Regions from separate parts of the Homo sapiens genome. Here region 1 is linked to region 2. A link is an interaction called in ENCODE POLR2A ChIA-PET data of the cell type or tissue named here. Cell type or tissue: B cell. All regions are shown on one strand. Links, peaks and the distances in the headings refer to the core of each region. The heading gives the core; the rest is flanking DNA. Region 1 overlaps DMXL1-DT (DMXL1 divergent transcript). Region 2 overlaps LOC102723444 (a long non-coding RNA gene).

Region 1 (2,926 bases), core at 246-2,745, 330 kb after region 2:
GTTTTTGTAGAGACAGGGTTTTGCTGAGTTGCCCAGGCTAGTCTCGAACTCCCAGCCTCAAGTGACCCTCCTCCATCACCTCCCAAAGTCCTGGGATTACAGGCAGGCACCGCCACACCCGGCTCTGAAAACAGATGTTTATAGAAGAACCAATGGTCATTTTTGTGTTCCAGATCTGTTAGAAGTTTACAGTACAATCAAAGGGATTTGAAAAGATCTCATGGAGCTATTCTAGCTTTAGTAAAGCCTATATATAGGAAAATGATGGCTCATTTTATTTGCTGCCCTTCTGAAATCAGGCAAACAGTAGGTATTTCTAAGGTACACTTGAATGCCTGTTTTTTAAAAAAATCAAAGTCACTTTGAATAATGTTACCATTTATTTAAAATCTTTGTTTTTATCCCTGACTCTTTCATAATATAGCCATGCTCTCTCTCTCTCGTATATATATGCACACATACCTATACACATATATGTGTGCGTGTGTGTACGTATATACATATATGTGTATAGGTATGTGTGTATATATATGTATATGCATGCATATATATTTCTATATATATATATATATACACAGAACTGAATATTTGATATCTTGATGTGGTACTTTAAATACAGCATGAACAAAACAGAATTCTTGGTACCCTATTTTGTCACCCCTCTCCTCCAGACATGTTGATTACCCCAGTCTTCTCTATCTCATTTGATGATACCATTATCACTCAGTTACTCCAGTCCAAAATCTGTTTCCCATGATTCTTTTTCATTTAGCCATATATTTAAACCATCAGCTAATCTTTTGACTTTAGCTCTAAAACACATTTAATCTGTGCATTTCTTCCCATCTCTATTATCATCCTATTACAAAGCAATGTCTGTCTGTCTCTCTCTCTCTCTACACACACACACACACTTTCTGCCATTTAAGAGTAAGTTGCAGATATGATACTTCATTATCCCTAAATACTTCAGTGTTTAATTCCCAAATACAAGGACACTCTGTTATACCATTATAATTTTTTAAATAAATAAACATAGATACACTACTATAATCTGTAGATTTTGTTCAGCTATCTCTAATTGTCTAAATAAAACATATTCACTTTTAGCTACCCTAAATCTGCAGGACAAGCTTAAGCAATGTGTTGTACCTAGCACAGAATGATTGGTTCATAGATAGCACCATTATAGTTTCACTTCTCCTAATTGTTTATATGATACCTTTTTTTTTTTTTTTTTTTTTTAAGACAGAATCTCGCTCTGTTGCCCAGGCTAGAGTGTGGTGGCGTGATCTCGGCTCATTGCAACTTCTGCTTTCTGGTTCAAATTCTTGTGCCTCAACCCGTGGAGTAGCTGGGATTACAGGCGTGCACCACCATGCCTGGCTAATTTTTGTATTTTTAGTAGAGACAGGATTTCACCATGTTGGCCAGGCTGGTCTCAAACTCCTGGCCTTAACTGATCCTCCCTGCCTCGGTCTCCCAAAGTGCTGGGATTACAGGCGTGAACCACTATGCCCAGCCTATGTAGTACCTTTATGAAAATACATGAAAGGAAGTGGGGGCTTGGTTCTATCTACCACTGCCTTCTGTCAAATCTTTCACTAGTAACTTAAAATATCTGGTTCTTAGTTTCTTTAAGTATAAGGTTATACAAGATTATCACTGAGGAGCCTAGTGGTTCCAGAATTTCATAATTATATAAGGATGGTTTGTGTCCCCATATTTTAGTCTCAGACTGAATTCTAGCACAATTCTGAGGCTCTTTGTTAATAGTTAGGTTCACTACATGAAGGGCGGGTTGATAGAAGACAGTTCTTAATTTTAAGGTTCTTGCAGGCTACCATAGAAACTCACATACAGGGTTGTTGCTCTGGAGGAAGCAGATGAGCAAAAGTGGCCTCTTTGTGCTCAAGGATCTTGACTCTGTGTATACTGATTATGGAACTTGAACATTAAAGCCCAAAATCTACTAATAATTATTTTCCAACATTTTCTCTCAAGGATTTAAGGATAAAGAGCAAAAGGTAACTGCCAGGATGCTTTTAAACGAAGTTATACTTCTGTCTACATTTCATTTCAAAGCAGAATAATTCAAAAGGAGAGATAGGTTCAGGGCTTATGACTTTTAGTTATTGGCTAGAATGAGGAGATAACAGGTGACATGTTAGACCAAGGTGCTTATTGGGGCTCAAAATTTTGGGAGGGGATGTTCCTCAAGGAATTCCAAGGTTGGGATTTTTATCTCCTTAGATAGTTTAACATATGGAACAATATCCATAAGCCTAGACTATTGATACCAGCTTTGGAATCCCTGAGGAGAGGTAGTGTGAGTTGCCACAGACAAATAGGAGTCTATCTTCCATTACCTTTTTGTGGTGCCTTCCCATACATTGCCTTTGAGCTTTGCTCTTCTCTCTCTCCTCACTTCTCACCCCTATTGACAAATGTTTTATTTAGCATCACAGATAATTATTTTATTGAGTATTATTCCAGTCTCCTAATGCCGAACATTTTCAGTAAATAATGTTCTTTCTCATCCCTCCAGGTAATTACAAAAGTAAACTTCTTTAACATAGCTATATCACAGCACGAGTGGGAGGAAGGAAGATGAGGAGGAGATGGTTCTTCCTACTGGTCCTAAAAATGCTCTTGAGTGATATCTATACAATCAAGGATAATATTAAAATATTTAAGAATCAGTACCACATAGGACTCATTTGACCAATTGTAATGGATGCAAATAGCAGGGCTGGATCAGGGTTCTAGAGGCCTCTTTCTGTGCTAACCCTACCTCTTTGGTGCTGGATCAAAAGTAGGAAAAAATGGGGCTCCAGGCAGGGGATACTGTAAATCAGCATTTTAATAGGTTTTTGGTCATATCTGTGCACATTCGTTGATTATCAGGTCTGTGCTCAATGGTCTT
Region 2 (2,926 bases), core at 137-2,636:
ATGGTCATTTTTTTTTCTAACCTGCTGAGGCTGAATCTGCTTCCTTCAATTTCACTTTGAGACCTTCTTCAACTTCTCTTGTATCATTTTTGTCTACACCCTTGAAAGCCTTCGAAGGCTTCCGTGATCTATATAAAAAGTTGGCTGTCACTCCTGTTTCCCCATATGCGGGAGAGATCTGTGTCTTGGTCTCACCTGGTTAGGCCTGTAGGCTTTGAGTTCTTCCTATTATCCTCAGACACATTTACATTTACCCTTCCATAACACAAGTAAGCCTAAGTGGGTATCTCTCCATGGCCTCTCCCTGGCCCAGGTTATTTGGCTCTCTTAGCCTTAAGAAAATGGTATTTATGGCCGGGCACAGTGGCTCACCCCTGTAATCCCAGCACTTTGGGAGGCCGAGGCAGGTGGATCACAAGGTCAGGAGTTCGAGACCAGCCTGGCCAAGACAGTGAAATCTCATCTCTACTAAAAATACAAAAATTAACTGAGCACAGTGGCAGGCTCCTGTAATCCCAGCTACTTGTGAGGCTGAGGCAGAAGAATCGCTTGAACCCAGGAGGTGGAGGTTGCAGCAAGCTGAGATCGTGCCACTGCACTCTAGCCTGGGCAACAGAGTGAGACACCATCTCAAAAAAAAAAAGAAAAAAAGAAAAAGAAAAGAAAGAAAAGAAAAAGAAAAAAGAAAATTGTATATACTAGAATTGAAAAAGGGAATGCTAAAATGACAGTGGAGTCATTTATACACTTTTGCAGAAGATCAAGCTCTGTGCCTCAAGTAGCCTTAAGTGCTGAGTACAGATGCTCCTCAACTTAGCGATGGGGCTACATCAGGATAAAACCATCATAAGCTGAAAATATATTTAATACACCTAACATACTCAACACCATAGCTTAGCCTAGCCCACCTAAAATGTGTTCGGAACACTTACATTAGCCTACAGTTAGGCTAAATTATCTAGTACAAAGCCTATTTTATAATAAAATGTTGACTATCTCAGGTAACTTTTTAACACTGCACTGAAAGCAAAAAAAGCAGAATGGTTGTATGGGTGTTCAAAGTATAGTTTCTACTGAATGTGTATCACTTTTAGTACAATACAAATAGAGTAAGGCTGGGCACACTGGCTCATGAATTTAATCCCAGCACTTTGGGAGGCTGAGGTGCAAGGATTGTTTGTGGCCAGAAGTTTGAGACCAGCTTGGACAACATAGAGAGACCCTAACTCTACAAAAAAATTTTTAAAAGGTTAACCGAGTATGGTGGTGCATGCCTGTAGTCCTAGCCACTTGGGAGACTGAGGCAGGAGGATCACTCTTGCCCAGGAGTTCAAGGCTACAGTGAGCTATGATCATACACTGAATTCCAGCCTGGGCAACAGAGTGAGACCCCTCTCTCTCTCTACACACACACACACACACACACACACACACACACACAGAGTGAGACCCCTCTCTCTACACACACACACACACACACACACACAAATACACATAGAGTTAAAAAATTGTAAGTCAGGGACCATCTGCACTGGGATAAGACTGGGGAGGCTGATGTGGGCTGGGGCAGAACCATGTGAGAGGAAGATGCTGAGGATGAGTGTGGAGATGAGGGAAGGAGAAAGCCACTGGTGGCCAGTCCTGGGAGTTTGAAGTTATGGGTAATCCCTCTCCTCAGTCTGCCCAGTGACTTCTCCCATAAATTCTACACATTCACTAATGCTCTGGATGTGAGTGCCTAATTCTGAGAGAATGGGAAGAATTGCTGACATCGGAGATGAGCACACACAGAGAGACAATAATACATCTGGGATGTGCTTGTTTCCTAGGCTTTCTAGGTGTATTTCTCTTCTAAGAAATCTTCCTTGTTAAAAAGCTTTTAGCAGATGATAAAACACAAGCATACTCTCCAAATCAGGTCAGAAAATATTATCTGAACAATTTATGACCCACGGTCCTTCTTTTATAACACAGTCATTTCTCAGCATCTGTGGGAGATTGGTTCCAAGACCCTTGAGGATACCAAAATCCGAAGATGCTCAAGTCTCATATAAAATGGTGAAGTATTTGCATATAACTTACATATATCATCCCATATGCTTTAAATTATCTCTAGATTGCTTATAATTCCTAATACAATGGCTACATAGCACTTCATTCACGTAAATTCAACATAGTAGCGGCACATTCAAGTTTGGCTTTTTGGAACTTAGTGGAATTTTTTTTCCCTCAGAATATTATTGATCTGCTGTTGATTGAATCCACAGATGCCAAATCCATGAATATGGAACGCACAGATATGGAGGGCTGGATGTACTTAGCAGTAATGTCTTGTATTAGGTTTTATTTAGACTCCCAAATTAGCCCCCTTGGGTCATCATACTCATTTTACAGATATGTAATTAAAGAAATGGAGGTTACATGATTTGCTCAAGGTCACAAAACTAAGTAATAATGTTCTTTAGACCACAATGAATGCAATCTAAGCCTCCTGTCTCCTATATCCAGACTTTCTCACTGTATTAAACTGTTCCTATAAAATCCAAGTCCCTTATTTTGCAGAGGAGTAACTCAAAGATTGCTAATATTGGGAGGTCCCCATAGAGTTTATGGCTGGCCATGGTTCTAGCATTGAACCATCGTCAAATCTCTCTGTTCAAATGACTTGATCACAGCTTTAAACTGAAGCCATTCAATTCCTGATATTCAATGCTTTAAATATGCTATAAATTCAATAGCTTCTATTTATTCAGCTGCCTGAAACTATGAATCTTTTTTTTAAATCAAAAGTTCAGTAAGGACCTTAATTAAAAGTTCAGTAAGCCTCATCGGATATGGGCTGCCAGGAGCAAGGAAAAGAACACCAGACTCAATTTGGGAGACCTGGCCCTGATTACTGACACCCGCATCAGCGGAGCAAGCACTG

The links. Peaks named below come from ENCODE experiments on the same cell type or tissue, not always from the same donor. Only the 100,000 strongest peaks of a DNase experiment are listed, where the experiment ranks them.
Region 1: POLR2A ChIA-PET joins it to region 2 with 11 read pairs; 5 of 35 experiments call an interaction of 5 or more read pairs at or near these places.

Annotation. Positions count from the first base shown.
Region 1 is chr5:119,014,915-119,017,840 of GRCh38, reverse strand. The region is part of intron 2 of DMXL1-DT (DMXL1 divergent transcript); the gene reads left to right. Among named protein-coding and RNA genes, the nearest start is that of DTWD2, 28 kb to the right of the region's middle. In B cell, for the core only: no CTCF peak of the experiment used is centred there; a DNase peak (open chromatin) is centred at 1,300; H3K4me3 peaks cover 499 bases; H3K27ac peaks cover 1,979 bases.
Region 2 is chr5:119,349,514-119,352,439 of GRCh38, reverse strand. LOC102723444 (a long non-coding RNA gene) reads left to right here. Exons shown (of 5, transcript XR_007058912.1): 3 at 1,975-2,058. It also overlaps a transcript of TNFAIP8 not described here. Among named protein-coding and RNA genes, the nearest start is that of TNFAIP8, 5.0 kb to the left of the region's middle. In B cell, for the core only: no CTCF peak of the experiment used is centred there; no DNase peak of the experiment used is centred there; H3K27ac peaks cover 969 bases.